2 separate regions of the Mus musculus genome follow, and region 2 is linked to region 1. Evidence: chromatin loops called from intact Hi-C (ENCODE). Cell type or tissue: gastrocnemius. All regions are shown on one strand. Each heading gives the region's core, and the rest is flanking DNA. Links, peaks and the distances in the headings are about the cores only.

Evidence for each region. Hi-C counts contacts between places; a loop is a spot of excess contacts. Peaks named below come from ENCODE experiments on the same cell type or tissue, not always from the same donor. Only the 100,000 strongest peaks of a DNase experiment are listed, where the experiment ranks them.
Region 2: it touches region 1 in a loop (1.9-fold over the local background); 4 of 42 quality-filtered maps call a loop at or near these places.

Annotation. Positions count from the first base shown.
Region 1 is chr13:5,436,320-5,444,666 of GRCm38, forward strand. No RefSeq gene overlaps it. Among named protein-coding and RNA genes, the nearest start is that of Gm40660, 15 kb to the right of the region's middle. In gastrocnemius, for the core only: no CTCF peak of the experiment used is centred there; a DNase peak (open chromatin) is centred at 4,348; H3K27ac peaks cover 2,688 bases.
Region 2 is chr13:5,309,068-5,317,414 of GRCm38, forward strand. No RefSeq gene overlaps it. Among named protein-coding and RNA genes, the nearest start is that of Gm40659, 54 kb to the left of the region's middle. In gastrocnemius, for the core only: no CTCF peak of the experiment used is centred there; a DNase peak (open chromatin) is centred at 4,437; H3K27ac peaks cover 3,515 bases.

The DNA of each region.
Region 1 (8,347 bases), core at 187-8,186:
TGATCTGGAATTGTTTTCAGAATAACAGGAAAGGGAAGAAAGTTGAATAGGGAGCCCATCTGCTTTTAATTCAGCATTCCCAAAAAAACCGTTGTGCATAACTCCCAAAACAGAAAGCTACATTAAATTGTTGCTAATTTTAGACAATAAGTGAGTAGAAACTCCAAAGGTGGAGCTTCCTCTCTTTCAAAACACTACTCTCCCCTGATTCCTTGACAGCCTGTAGCCATGGTACCTGCTAAGAGTTAGCTAAAAATAAAGACTTTTAAGTTGATCATTTCTTGTTGTCCATGAAATCTCTCCTGCTGAATGTCTTGGATAATTTTGTCCAATCTAGGAATAAAGTATTTTTCTTAGGCTTCACATTTCATGGGATTGTGTGTATGGATTTGCCCTTCCATTGGCTTTGCTACTTTATTTCAGGTTTGTGGGCTCACAGACTACCCACTCTGGGCTTCCCTTCTACCAGACCCATACTTTGCTGTAAGTTTGGGATAAGATTACCCATATACTTAGCATAAAACTAAGGTCAGCTTGGTTGCTAGTTCTCCACTTTTATTCTCTTGGGCATCTGGTCTTATGCAATTCTTGTTCAAAGAGTAAAGAAAAATGTATTTTATTTACTGCTGCTTATAAATTTTGCAGACTAGTCTAACCTTCTGTTCAGATATATTTTATTTTGAAAGATATAAATGATTTCAAAATACCTGTAAAATACTATGAAGATGAGGTTCTAAGCATAATGTGGAATTTATATCCACCCACAATAGTTTTATACAGCACAAAGTTGCTCATAAATACTAATTGATCTGTAGAATACAGGAAATACTCAAGACTTAAGAAGGCAAGTTAGACTGAATGTAAAATCAAAATCAGATAAAACAAATCAACAAAAACCAACAACCTCTGGCACAATAGAACTAATTTTCCTCAAGTTCTGGCACTAAGTTGCCAAAATAAAAGGATGTATATGATATGATAGGTCTGAGATTCAGCAATTAAGTGCAGAGTTAATTAAACTAAATACGTAAGCCACACCCCTGAGGAGCATAAGTGTGTGTGAAGCGTGCACAGCATCAGGGCGATGCCCTTCCTTCCACACTCCATATATTCAAATTAAATTAATGCAACTTGTGAATTTATGAGACACCCTCTACAACCATGAAGGACAAAGCACCAAGCCTTCCTAAAGCCCAACACCACTATCAGGTTTCATGTGTGTTGTCTGTTTATAATCCACTTAAAAATAAAATGCCTTGCCATCTCTTCTAAATTATTTTTAAATTCACATACCATATGGAGTTCCTCTGAATCAATACTGATGCCTCTTTTACCTCAGTTGTACAATGTAGGATACACTGTATGTTGAACACAATGGGAGCTATACATATAATTTGATTGACTCTAGTACAAATTATTTTCTATAAATAAGTACTGCCACCATGAACAGCAGCTTTTAGCCTGTGATTACTAAAACTGACACTATTTTTAAAGATTTATGGCATTTGTTTTATATTTGTATGAAGTATTTCTAAATATAACTTCTAAATGTTTGTTTCTTTTCTTCACAGACTTAACTATCATGGATACTTTTTCAAAAAATGGTTTTTTTCTAATCAGGAAAGCTGTAATCACATCCTAGGAACTCCAACGTTAGTTAACTCCAAACAAAAGCAAAACTAAAAGCCAAGACGTTGCATACCAACTTAAGAAAAATTTTATTTAGATTTCAAAACTCAGAAAACATAATATGATCCATTTATCTTTATTTACTTAATAGAAATTAAGTCATAGGTTTTAAAATAACTCATAACCTTTAGTGGATTTATGAGTTTTAAAGTGATTTTAATACTCTGTATGAAAATGTTCACTATATCAATAATAAATGAAAGTTAAGGAATTTTGTAGCAGGTGGTGTAGCAGTTAACATTAAATGGATTGATATTTCCACACAGATCCATTCCTAGTATGCTATGTGAGTGGAAAGGAATGGTAAGAACTCCTGTGGGGTTCTCTGATGTAAAATATTCTATTTTATACCATTAAATGTAAAGATGAGATTCAATAGTATTTTAAAATAGTGGATGTAGAGAGGATTTTTTTCCAAAAGAAAATGTGGTACTCACTATGGTACTTAAAAATGAAATCTTTATTTCCAGACAGATGGACTTCACTTTTTAAGGAAGCTGTTTTCACAGATGACAAGACACTAGGAAAACACGAAAACATGAAGTAATTTGCTGCAGGACTGGGGCAATTCTCCCAACCCCACATAAAGTAACATACATGCAGATACAAGCAGAGCCATAGAGCTAACATGTATTAAATTGAATTTTAAGGGATTAACTGTTCTTGGCAAACAATGCTGAAATGTGCTTCTTATGGTTTGACATTAGGCAACTGGATAAAAACTTTTCTTAGCACCATATAGTACGTTTGGTTCTGTTCTTCTCTTTTCAGGTTGACATTAAATGCTAGCTATTTGGCTCATGGAAGAGGATGTTCCAAATCAAAATCATCTATTTCCAGCAATGCTTAAAGCTATAGACATACACCATATCATCATATCACACACACACACACACACACACACACACACACACACACACACACACACACACCCGTTCTGCACCACTTAACATATATGGATTAGAATATGCATGAATTTGTGTGGACATGACCACAAACACATAAGCACATGCATTCATGCACTCACATGTATGTAAGCATAGTCAAAGAGAGACGGGTCTTTGTACACCCCTTCCTTCTAGAAAAAAAAAGTATCATTTTATTCCCATACCACACCATCAGCTTATTCTTTAAAGCAATTTCAACAGAAAATTCACAATGGATCTTCTTTAACTTTATACTTAATTTCATTTTACTATTTACTTTAATCTTCCAGGTTTTCGAAAACAAATGTATTAGGCACATTGCATTTCTCTGCTGGCCAGTTGTTTTTGGAATCTTTGATCTGTGCACCAAAGAACTGGTACAGCCAACCCTGTTTTCCCTCCCTTTGAGAGTAAATACTCTTTGGTCCCCCATCCCTTGTGTGGTCTTAAGGGCTTTTATAAACAGGCTGGGGAGAGAACAATGAAATGTACATGGTATCCCTGTTCTATGGGTGTTCTTTGAATGTGGAGTTAGAGTGGCCCTGCCTGTTGGCTACATATTGGCTTAATTTTCTTTCTACTTTAAAATTTTTGCTTCTGAATCACCAGCCAGCCTTTGTATCCTAAGACCCTGCCTTAGATGTTGCCTGTATTTTTCTTGAGACATATTTCCATCCAACTCACTGAACTAGAATATGGCTTGACATCTGTCTGACATCCCATTTACAGCATAGGACAAACTGAAACCAGCTACAAAGATTGATATATATTCCTTTCCACATCAGGACCTCTATCTTTTTGTCCTTTCCTCCATGAGCTGAATTAGAATACAAACTAATAGGAAGTTCTGTGCAACAATCATATCTGTCCTTTAAAGCTAGACCAATGGTTCTAGATCCCAGCAATATAGCATAACATGACGTCTGGTCTATAATCAATACAACTACAGGACAAGGACAAAGACACCTTGCCTTTGCAGTCTGCTTACACATGCCAATGTTTACCATTCAGAACTGGTTTCAATTCTTGTTCTTCTACTTCTGGTTAGAAAGTAGCTTTGGTAGTGATAAAAATCATTCTCACTGAAAATGGTCCATCTCTCCAGAGCACAGTGACAGTGATATAATAATATAAAAAAAGTTTTAACAATATTCAAAATAAAAATCTCTCTAAAATGTGAAGATCCCAAAGGATAGGGAAAAAATGAGATGGCATGTTTATAAAAAGGCAATATGTGAAAACAGATAACTTCTTCTAAACTTATTCTAAGCATTAATGTACACAGTGTTGTCCTGGACTATTGCAAATATGGTCTAAGATGGAAAGAGAAGGAAAAGATGGAGCTAAGAAAGAGTGAATCCTCTCTTTTTTATTTTATTTCTAACTAAATAAATAAATATATGTATGTATATATATATGTATATATATATATATATATATATATACACATATATATATATATAATATAGATATAGATTGTTGGGGTTGGCTTGTGGCTCTCATGTCCCTCATGTCCGGGTTCAAGCCTGGGAGGCAATAGGAGCTGAAATGTTTAATAAAAAAGTCTGTGCTTATAAAGAGGGAAACCCATCCCCCATCACGCCAAGATTCTTGATGTCAGCACAGCCTTTTAGCAGCAATTCGCCAGATTCACAGATTGTAGTTAACTCCAGAAAGTATTGGAGAACCCATTTGGCCTCACGGCAGGTGGCAGGCAATGTAACATCAAAGGAAACTAGTTGAGTTGGAGAAGCAGCACAGCAGGTGGCTCTGCCTCAGTGGAGTATGGTCTGAACCACCCTGCTTAGGCTGATGAAGGTTACAATAGATAGATAGATATGTACAGTCAAAGAGAGGCAGGTCATTGCCTGCCACTCTTGTGTGTGTGAACGTATGTGTGTATGCCACATGCTTTTGAGTGCTGAAGGGAGCAAGAGCTGAATAGCATATTATAATGGGTTTTAAGCTGCCCTACACGGGTACTAGGAATTGAACTTGGAGCATCTACAAAAACAGTACCTGTTCTTAACCAAGGACACATCTTTCCATTTTCAAGGTAAAAAATATACAATAAGTAGAACTAAAACTTTTATTTCTCTTTTATGAGGTCATTTTTTGTGACAAAGCATTATGCTGATATGAAATAAACAATGCAAAAGTAGTTATCTCCTTGTATTAGTATAATTTTTGTTACTAATTTATCTCAAGACAATGATCTCTCTATCAGAGTCAAATAATATATTTGTATATTTAATGAACACAAAACACTAATGAAGGACAGTGAATTACAGTCTTACAGTAGACTACCCACATATAATACAAAACACTGAAGATTTCTCATAAAGGGAAAGCTATTTTCATGATTTTCAAAGAAAAATCACAAACTTTGTGATTTTTACTACACATGTAAATGTATAAAACAACTTATTGGAGTTTACAGCCCACAAAACAAAACCAAAATACAGTAATTATTAAAATGCTTGTGGAGCCATGTTGTTCTTTCTAGGCACTGACCTAGAAGTCTAAGAATGTCTGTCTATTAGATCAAAGCACTGGGTGTCAGAGCTTCGAACCTGATCTCTCTCCATCTGTACAATAGCTAGAAAGGTAAAGAAGATGTTCTCAGCATCATGCCAATCTATACATATGAGGTTGGTCTTCATCTTCACTGTGTACCCTGTCAAGGCATTCAATTTAGTATAGCACCAGGTCAAAGAACTACATAGAATGAGACAGCTGCTCCTCATCAGATAGTCATAAGGGACATTATCTAACTAGCAGTGCTTTAGGAAGGAGAGTAAGGGAGTGGTCTAAGATGTAGGTAAAGAGAATGTGGTCTGTGGATATGGCAGATGAAGACTATTGCATTGCTAACGTTGGTAGGAAGCTTGGCAGGACAAGGTATGAGGGATATGAGCATGAATGAAAAATGAGCAGGTAATAATAGCAGAAATAACATAGCCTCCTATTCAAACTAAGAAATCCTAACATCTGTTAAAGACACAGACACGTAATTAAAAGGATATCACAAAATAACAACATGGCAAACTTTTTAAAAATTCTTCAAAGCAGATGTAATGTGAGTAACTACTAATCCAGAGAATTAGAATCTAAGCCTAGTGGTGGGAAATTTTCTTAGCCAATTATTTATATAATTAATGTCAGAAAACAAGGAACCACATATGAGAAGAATCTCTAACATGAAAACATTTCACACTAAGGCAAAAACAAACAATAACAAATAATAACAAAGTGAACTTGAAAGAAACAGAAACAAAGCAGAGACAATGAAATCCCCATATATGTAAACAAAGTATTTTAATACTCTAAGAAACTAAAGCAGAGACTGCATCTGGGGAACAAGAACACAGGGTGTATGGGAAAATATGAAATATCTAAAGATTAAAAATAGTACTCTAAATCATGTGCAGAATATAAGACAGCTCACTAGGAGAATGTCTGGAATTCATATTGAAAAGCTCTCTAAGACCAGCTAGCCAAAGGAAGAAACTAGAAAAGAAAAATATTAGGAAAAAATTTAAAAGCTGGAGGAATTATGAGTGTCTAAGTTTTAGTTAACAAAGAGACAAGAAAAGGGAGATAATTCTGACAAAGAAACCATCAAAGGACTACTTCAATCACATTTTCTAGTGCCAAAGGATTTCTATACAAAAAAAAAAAAAAAAAAAGACCCAATGAGAGCTCACAGCAAGCGATGGAAATAGAATTACAGCAAATAATTCTACGGAGAAGTTTCAGCATAGTGTGTACAAAGAGAGGGTCTAACAGATTAAAACCAGATCGTATTTAGTAGATCAAAGGCCAGAATGACTTTGGACTTCTTAATAGCAACTATGAAAGCTTTGAAACAGCAGGACATCCCTTCATAACTCTAACATAATGATGATTGATTGCCACGAGACGTCCTATATCCAACTACTATTTGTAAAAGCTAAAATACCCGCAAAAGTTCATTTTCTGACATTGTGTCTTTAGGGGTTACTTTAAGAATTGAATTTACCCTTACAGAGGTTGAGTTAAAGAAGATGTATCTATGGAAAGGTGAAATCCTAATCTAATACAGTAGAGTGTAGGGATTCACTCCTGTGATGGTGGAGGGAGATCGAACAGTGAGCAGTGGCTATATAGGCAATGAATGCAGTGTAGTGGTGTCTATTAACCCCAAGAGAGATCTACTTCAGTGGCATATAGTGTACTCAGAGTAGAATTATGAGATCCTTGGAGAAGGTTTGGGGATGAAGCAGAAAGAGAGACCTTGGAAAATATAGGCCAAAGATCCTCACCCCTCAGAGTAAAAATAACAAAAATAATCCAAAAAAAAACACACAATTGTTAACTACAAGAAGAAAATGAAGAGGAGATAGGGAGTTGGGGAGAAACTTTTTAGACATTTCAAGGAACTTGTATGTGAACTAGAAATGAGAAAAAGGGTGGACAGGACAACAGAGGCTATGAGTCAAAAGAGAGTTTGATGTTTGTTCAGCATTTACAAGCTGCTGAGATATGATCTCTGTCTGGAAGAATCCATGGTTAGTTGAGAATGTCAGTTTGAAAGACCACACCCAGGGGAAAAACAAAAGACATGAGACACAGGGGCACAAGAGAAAATGGACTTGCTAGTGAACGAAGTCTCATTTCTGTTTAATAAGCAAGCAAGATTGAATACAGGGGCAGGTATACATGAAATGGAAGCTTTTCTGGAGCAAGGAAATGGAATATTTGCTTCTAAAATCATTGAAGAGGAACTTGAAATACATTGCTGTTTTTCTTTAAAGTGTTTTTCACTTCCTCAAAAAATTAAGAATTATAATAGAATCTGTTTTAGAACATAGAAAGAGGGCTTAGAGAAGTTATGCCATATTCTTGAAATCACAGGAGAAATAGCAGAGCTAGAAATCAAGATCATGATCTACAGGTTTGCAATGCCCTTGACAGTGAGTACTATATTCAATAGCTTTCACATAGTACTGAGAGGTAAATCTCAAGTAGACCATCAGCATCCAAACCCTGGAGATGAAGTGACTCAACTATGTACAAGATAAACTAACAAGAACATTAGATGTCACATCTGGAGGAAGGTTTTCTCTTACATTCTCTCTGCTGTTCTAATCAGAACAAGGACACAGGAAATAAGTGTTATTTTTATCCCAGTGAGAAATATGAGGATCCTAAGCCCCTCTGAAAATATAGTTTGCTTTCACCAAGGTTCATTCTGTCTTTATAAGTTGCAACTTCACCCTAATTCTCAGATTACAATCTGTGGTCAGGACACAGTGAAACTTAGATCCTAACACATGAGATGTTCTACCCAGTATATCCAGTGTAGCAGGCTATATGTTGTGGAAAACAGCATCCTGAATCTTCATATATCAGACTCATTTCACTAATGAGATGTCTGGAAAAATTATAAGTGATACAATTTCTGGGGAAGAAACAGAAAGCTTTGGGAAAGCCCAGGCTCTTTTCCTAGAAGGCCACTCATGTTAGGGTTTCCTCGCTTCCCGTGAAAGGAGATCTCAGAATTGGCTTGTGTTCTGAGCCACAGTGCAAGAGATGATGCCACGGTGGAGACTCAAAGAATTTTAAGAAGTCATGGACCAATAGAAAGTACCTTCAAGCCTTTGGAGTAAGATAAGAGTAGAATATATTTCTAAAAATTCAATTTCTAGTTAATATTTAAATTGGAATAGAAACATATTTTAGCAATAATA
Region 2 (8,347 bases), core at 30-8,029, 130 kb before region 1:
GAAGAACAGAGGAAATGATGAGAAGTACACAGAGCTACTGCTGAGAGAAAAGTCTTATTAGAAAGGAGAGGTAGAGGAGCAGGGGGTACTGATCTGTCCATAAAAGGCTGGCCTGGGTTTCTGGGGTTCCCTTTCTAAGGGAGAAGGAATGCAGGGAAGAAGCAAATGCAAGCATCTGTGATGCATTGGCCTCTGTCAGGACAAGGGAACAGTCTCTGCCATAAACTCACTGCAGTTCAAGAGAAAGACAAACTCATGATGGAGACAGAAACTGGAGGAACCTGATGGGTTGTCAGGGTTTTCAGGTGACAAGTCAGGGCTGGACTCCTAAAGCGGGGAGAGGTAAAGGAAACTTGCAGAGTGACAGAGGAGGCCATCATGGAAATACAGGACAAAGCCCAGAACTGGACAGATAGTAAAACCCAAGGGTTTGAGGAATTGTGCCAGTTCCTTTGACTGTGGCTTTATTTTACAGTGTGTCCCAAGTGAACTGGGGGGTCGTATCTGGGGAGAAGGTACAGGCTAATGCTGAACTGTGGGTGTTCACAGGACACTGAAGGCCAGAGGCAGAGTGAAACAGGAACTCAAGGCAACAGATCACACCATCCAGAGACTTAAGTATTTTGAACTGAAGATAATTGGGAAGAATCCGGCAAGCTCTTTTAATCTTTTTTGCCTAACACTAGTTAAAAGTTTATCAAAGTTTTGCTGACATGCACCAGCAAGCATAGAGTCATTCATATGAGAGGACTCTAGACCTCAGAGTACCTAAGTCCAAACTAGAAGAATGCACATAGCACATGGTATGAATCCATTTACAGGGGGAAAATACTTTCATTGCAAGTTTATAAGGGATAACATTGAAGCCTAAAGAGTCTGCAGGAGGTTCAACATAGTCCCAGCACTATTTACTGTAAATGAGCCAGGTCCAGATAACTTCTAAGCCAGGATCTTTGATATCCCCAATGAGAAATGAAGAAGAAAACAGAATCAGAGAGGACATTGCGGTTCAGCATATTAGGAAAGTAGACCAATAATTTCAAGAAATAAAGGGCTCAGTGTGTGTTTCAATTAAGTGGACATCCCAGGAAAGATACATCAGGAAGGTCAGTTAGCTGTTTTTGAGTAATGGAAGGAATAGAATGACAGTGTGACAGTGACACCTCCAAAGAACATGAGAGGCATGACTCATAAGTAAACCTCTAGGACAGCAAAGGATGCATATAGCCACCGAGCATTATGTGTCTCTAAGTATCTACTGTGGGTCATATATGGAGTTGCCAAGTTAGTTATTGCATTGAGTGTTGAATTTCTTGTAAAATGCCAACCTCATCATAGCTAGTAAAATTAATAAATTCTGAGGAAAATCCCTACCCTTATTTTCATGATCAAGTTGAATCTCCATGGCCTGGTCATTTTCCAGATAAGCCTCATAATGCACACACCAGTGAGAAATGCCTAGAGACCAGGCTTTTTACAAGCCAGAAGATCAAAGCCCCTCATAGAATTCAACTGTCCTAGACTTTGATAACTCTGGTCATTTTGTTTTGTAAATGTTATCCCATTGTGGTGATTTTTAATACTCAAGGTAGAAGGAAACTAATGACTGCTGATTGAAATAACTGTTTGTCTTTTTCTTTTTCCTTCTTTATGTTATTATTGAAGCATTTGAAGAATTGTTTGGTTAAATGGCAACATGTTTAGTGTTTCTGCTTTTCCCTTGTCTCGTGTTTATAGTGCTTATGGCTTTTTCTAAGAGTCTTTATTGTTCTAAAAAATAAGAAAGTTGGTAAAACTAAAGACATTCATTTCAAGTCATCTCATTTACTAAGTCATTTTATGTAACAATTAAGTAAAGACTCATGATGGGTTTTCTGTCTATTAATGTCTACACAATTGTCTATCAAGGTTATTATTATGGAGGCTATCTGCAGTATGGAGAGCCAGTTGTAACACTGCAATATGTAGGGCTATTAAGATGGCTCAGTTGTTAAGAGTGTCTTGTTTTGCAGAAGACCTAGGTTGTTTTTCTAGCTTTCATATCCAGCAGGAAAGAGTCAGCTGTAATTCCTGCCCTAGAGGAACTTCACTCTCAGTTATTCAAACAAGTACTGGTATTCAAGTGTATGTACTCTTACAGAGATCTATTCAAACTTAAAAATGAACACATCATTTTGTTTTCGTTCTTGAAATCTGAATCTGAAGGTCTCTTAACCCAGAGAGTGGAGTGGTACAAGATCAAGTTCAGACCTATGTGTCAGCTAAGTAATCAGGCAGGCAGAAGATCATTTTCCCATCCTCTACTTTAAAACAAAACAAAACACAACACAAAATCTCCTCAGGTCTTGAATGGATCAGATAATGCCTACCATCTGCTTTGCTAAATATCCAGACTTGGTGCTCTTCTCATCTGCAAATATCATTGCAAACTTTTAGAGTAATAATATTACCCAGATCACCCCAAGATGTGTTCAGCTAACAGAAAAAATGAATCATTACAGCTCAGCAGAGAGTCTAGGAGAGAGGCAGAAGTGTAACTGTGATACTATTAGGCAAAATCCCTCTTGCATCATGAATTTATTACAATGTAGTTCCCTCACCAAGATTGCCATTTTCTATTGTTAACATTCTATGAAAGCAAAACTGTCATCAGTGGTAAATATTCTTGAGCAAAACTAATCTCTAGTGTCATAGCAACCACAATGACTCTCCAATGTGCAAGAGTTTGAGATGTGTTTTAGTTAACAAAATACATTTCCAAGAAGTTCGCAAAAACCAAAAACCAAATAGAATATTACCAAACCCCTGCAATTTTCTAAGAAAATGATCAGCTGTCAGTTTTTTCATTTGTAAAGTTAAGTTTAGTAGATGTTAATACAGATAACAGGATGAGAGTCATTTTAATAGCAATCTTGCCAGATAAATGTGCTCCACTACTTGAGTGATTAGGGATAATATTTGATGTAAACGCTCTGGCACTGTTATCTGTGTATGTGACTCAGAGCAGGAGCATAATGATGAATGCTTTGGGTCTGCAAGAATTGAAAAATCTAAATTAAACTTTAATCACTTCTTTTTTTGAAATAGCACAAATTCTTCCATCATCATCTTTCAATATAGCCAATAAAGGATTTTTTTTTCCTTTGAGAATTTATGTTACTCATTTTATTAATTAGTTATAGGCATTCACATGAGAATGCTGTAAATTATGCATTTGCGACATTTTCCCTTATAAATTCCAATGGATAAATTTATATTTTTCATCCTAATATGTCTAAATAAAGAATTTACATTTTAGAAGGACAGAAAACCACATGAAATAGTAGGTTGATATGAGACTATTTTAGACTAATGATATTCCATTTATAATATCAGGTAAGATCTACCTAGTATTTCAGAGAAGAATAAAATGTCTTTCTGAGTCATACACTCATGAATTTTATTTCAAATTTTCTATGAATGAGGAATTTACAAGAAAAGCAAGTGGCTCTATATTGACATAAAACTGTACACATAGGTTCTAGGTTATTATATACATTTCTAAGAATAAAACAAGAAAATAGAGTATGGATGTTAGTTATCCTTTCAATGTCAAACATGTGTGATAAAGGCCTAAAATGTAAGAAAGAGATATTTCACACCAGCATACATCAGCCAAGAACCACGTAAAGTCAGAATAATTTAAGAGGGTTATTATAAAGGACATTAAATGTTCACGGTTTGTCACCTGAGACCTAAGGAAGTTAAGATCAATGAAAAGTGATAATGTTTTGTTTCTTGTTTACTGCCTATTAAATGGAAAGAGGAAAAAAAGAAGCAGAAGAGAAAACCTAGTGGGTGAGATTACGGTCACAAGAATGCTCATTTTCTGCTCCTGACATGAAGTTTCCCGGGAGAACAATTTGCTAGTATCCAATAAAGTTCAAGACAAACACGGAGTCTTTCCAAATAATCTCATTTGCAGATATTTGAGGGAAGCCTCAAACTTAACGTCAAAAGAGAACAAGTAAACGAAGCAGAAGGGGAAGAAGAAAAGAAGCCACATTAGAGGGAAATGACTTAAAAGACACAGATGAAATCTTGTTTAAAGGAATATCTAACACCTGTAAAATATGCTCAAATGGCAACTTCTAGAAATGAGAACAGAAAACAAGGAAAGATAAAAGAGACAACGAGCGAAGAAACAGACTTTTTTTTTTTGATGTGTAACATGAGAGCGAGATTTTTGTTTTGTTTTCTCAAGAGAGTTGGGGGTTTAGCAACTGAAGAGAAAGACATAACCCAGAAAACAGGAGAAAGGGAATGGGTTTAAAGCAGCAGAAGTGAGGCAGGGATTTAGAAGGTGGGTAAACAGTATTGTCACAGGGAGACAGTCTCCATGAGAGCTGTAGAGCATACAAGCTGCCGCCATCTGTACCAGAACTATCCTTGCTGAGTGAGGCAGGACAGACGCTGCAGGGGTCCTCAGTCCACTGCTTCTCTTTGGTTATCACTCTGGTATACAGGCCTGTGTTTCCCTTTAAGGACACTTAATTCTTTGCTATATGTTATATCAACACATTAAAATATCATCTTCTTCTTCCCCAATGCTCTGATTTTTGTAGAAAAAAAAGTGGGGCAATGCATAAAGGCCATTAATTTCCAACAATGCTATTTTTGAGAGTTTACATGTATGCAACTGCCAGTGGGCTCATCGCTTCTGCTGGGTTTACTTTGCAGCTGCGGTATCAATTGCTGTACAAGTTCAATGGGATCCCTCTGCCTCTGTGGTTGCTGCATAACCTTCCAGAACTGGCTGGTAATCTTCTTTGCAGACTGAAACTGGGATAGCTACTGCTTTCAGAGGCATGAGGCATTTGTGTGGACAGCAGCGGCTGGACCCACTGGCTTTAAACTGGAAGTATGATTGCCCAGCCACTAAAGAATCCATTATGCAGGCTCATAAAATGATATCAAAGAGACCCTGTACCACCAACACTGGTTTTTGAACCCAGGTAAATAATTCTGTTGTCACAGTAAAGCAATGTCTGTCCTGGAAATAGAAAGTGTTGTGTACAATATTGACGACCAAGTACTTACAAAGCAGAATATGCTGCATGAGTCACATTCCTTAAATGAGACAATAGAAAAAATACCCTTGAAGATTTTTGAATAGGTACAAATGAAGTTACCCCAAAATATAAAAAGAGTGACAAGACAAATGTGAGGCATTTGTTATCTGTAAGAGGGAAGAATGTGTTATTTCAGAACTTTTAATCTTTTGTCTGCCTTCATATTATCCTCCTACATTTCTTTTAAGTCCTGAGACAGGAGCTAAGCCTGGCCCTGAGCTTGCTGTATAGCTGAGGATGATCTCAAGCTTTTGATCTCCTGCCTCCATCCTCAAAGTGCTGCGATGGAAGGCTTTACCACCATGCACAGTTGTATGTGGTGTTGGGAACTGAACCCAGAATTGTGTGCTTGCTAGGTGCTCATGCTACCGACTGAGCTACACATCTAGTCTGTTTTCCATGCCTCTATTATTTTTTTCACACAAAAATACAAATTTCTAACATTACATGAAATATAAATGATCAAATTATGGTTCTTAGGCATGACATTTGTGCTGCCATGGTCAGGAACTGTTAACCCTCTAAGGAACCCTAGCTACCCTTTTTATCTGCTGGCATAAAGCACACTCTGAAATTCTACAAATGCTGAATGGAAATCCTGAGCAGCAAAACCAGAAACTAAAATTAATATTTAACTTTGAAATTCACTATGTTGTCTAATACACCCTGACAAGAATCACTCTGTGACATGCATTTTTTAAAATTATCATGCAATATCTTAGGTATCAAATTAGGCATTTTTCAAGCAAAATTTGTTTTGGTTACATCAATTCTTCTCTGTGACACCCCCTTCCTTTATATCAAAATACTTATATGAGTTCGTGGAAGCAAAGCATCTTTCTTTAAAAAAGATTTTGCCAGTGTTTAATGTCAGCCTCTGATTCTCACCATTCCATGTGTTCCCGAGCTTCAGGAAGAACAAAGACACAGACAGTAGCTAGCTTGATTCACAGCTCCAAGTCACTTCCTGGATCTGTTTGTGTTCTTTTAGTGAGGCAGGCCCTGGCAGGTCCCTCCTGAGTAATTGTTCAGGATCCAAAATTGTAAGTGCCAAACTTACAAAAATTCAGGAAATGCACAACAAAAGACTTAGAGGGGACAAAGCATTAGGTCATCTCTTCCCTCCACTTGCAAACTTCTCTCTAGAATAGTTCTAGCTGTTTTCAAAAATAGGGCTAAAACTTATTCCATTCAATTCTCAAAACCAGAACAAAAATAAATGATTAATATCCATTGGGGGCTTAGTGTCAGAGTCATCTCTAGTTAGTGTTTATGTATATTTATGCCATCTACAAATTGAATATAAAACAAAAAAGTGAAAACATATATGCACTTATATGTGTAAATATGCATGTGTATATACATGTATTTACATTTATATATTTTTACCTCCAAACATAATCACACAAAAACATCTATTTGAACCAAGTATGGTTAGCAATCATAATTACAGAGTCAAATTGTGTTTGATTTTTTGCATATTTTATTGTCTGAATGTTGATTTTTTTTTAACGGCATATTCATAGCACACTCCCATCCATCAGTGTCCTAGCAACACTGGGTTGTTCTAATAGTTACCCTAAGGAAGAAACGTGTGGGTTATACTGACACAGAATGAAGACTTTGTGATATTAGTTCATTTCTCTATTTTACGGCACTGAAGATCAAACCCAGGGCTTCACACGTTAAAGAAGAATGTCAGTTTTAGGTCTATATCCACAGCACAGGCATGTGATAGTTCTCATGTGAGATTTGAGCACTGGACTTGTCACTGCTGACTCATTGGCTCTTTGATTGATGATTGGAATTATTTTCCTTTTCATTTTGCTCCCTGGCAAAAAGCTAAAGGCATGTAATCATTAAGCAGTGTGTGTAAGAGACAGATTGCAGGACAGAAAACCATAGGAGTTACTTAAAAGCCAAAGCATATAAAATAATTTATCCTTCACAGACATTTCTATATCCACTGGAGCAAGCATATGCTTGACTCATATTCAACCGAGCAAGTAGAGTGTTCTTATTCTTCTCTGCATGGACACGGCAGTCATCATCATACAATTTCTTAATAAGCTCTTTTAACCAACGCCCCTGAGCACCAAGCTTAAGCGACTGTGGCCTCAAAATCACCACATTTTACTCTCCTCAAGTGCATGGCTGGTGCTGAACTACACTAATTTACTATCTTTTTGCTAGTTTGCAAAATTTCTCAATGTCTGTGTTGCTTCCAAAGCTTGTAGCAAACACAGGCAAGAAAAAATAATTAATTTTGAGACCTCTGGTGAGGTTGGGAATAGAATTGCAGAGTCTGTCATTTTATGGTGCCTAGTGTTAGCTGGTTAAATTGCAGTATTATCATCAGGTGGCAACCTGAGTTTCTCTATGTAAGAGGAATCCTTAGGATGAGAGCCTATTGTTATCCTTTCTTTCACCCCTATTTAAATGCATGTAACAACCTGCCTACTTCAAGCAAGTTTCCTCAAATTTAAAATTTCTACTAAGGTATGAATGTTGGTATTTTCTGTAATCTTTGCAATCAGAAATATTAGGAATAAGACATACAATTCCAAGGCCAGCCAAAATGACATAGCAACAACACCTTGGCCCAAAAAAATTAAAAACCAGGGATGGAGAAATGGCTCAGTTGTTACTATACAGTCGTGATGACTAGCATGTAGCTCCTAGTACTACAAAGACATAATAGCTGGGTATTCCACAAACACTTGCAGTTCTATTTCGGAGGAGTCTGGCACCCTTTTTCTGAATTTCTCAAACACACACACACACACACACACACACACACACACACACAAACATAAGTTATGCAAACATAAGTTCATACTTATGCACATTAATATACAAAAAAATTAAATCCTTCAAAAATACAAAGAATTCTCACTCTAATAAGTAATGCTAGGTTTTCCACAGTTTAATTACTAGACAATATCTGTAAATTGCACTAAAGACAAGGTCCAATGCTGCAACCCTTGCTTAGCACACATGAAGTCCCAGCTCTCTGTCCCCGAGCCCTGACCAAGAAAATGAAGGAATAAAGGATGGTAATACGTAATAAGCCCTTAAACTTAACTTACAATTTTTTAAGTTTTGAATTTTGTGATTGATCATTTTCAATAAAATAAAGAAAAGATTTCCTTGTCTACTCAAATAAAAACTTCTAAACAGGGAGTCCTGACCAATCAAGCCTTGGTTCTTTGAAGCTCAAATGATTAGTAATTATT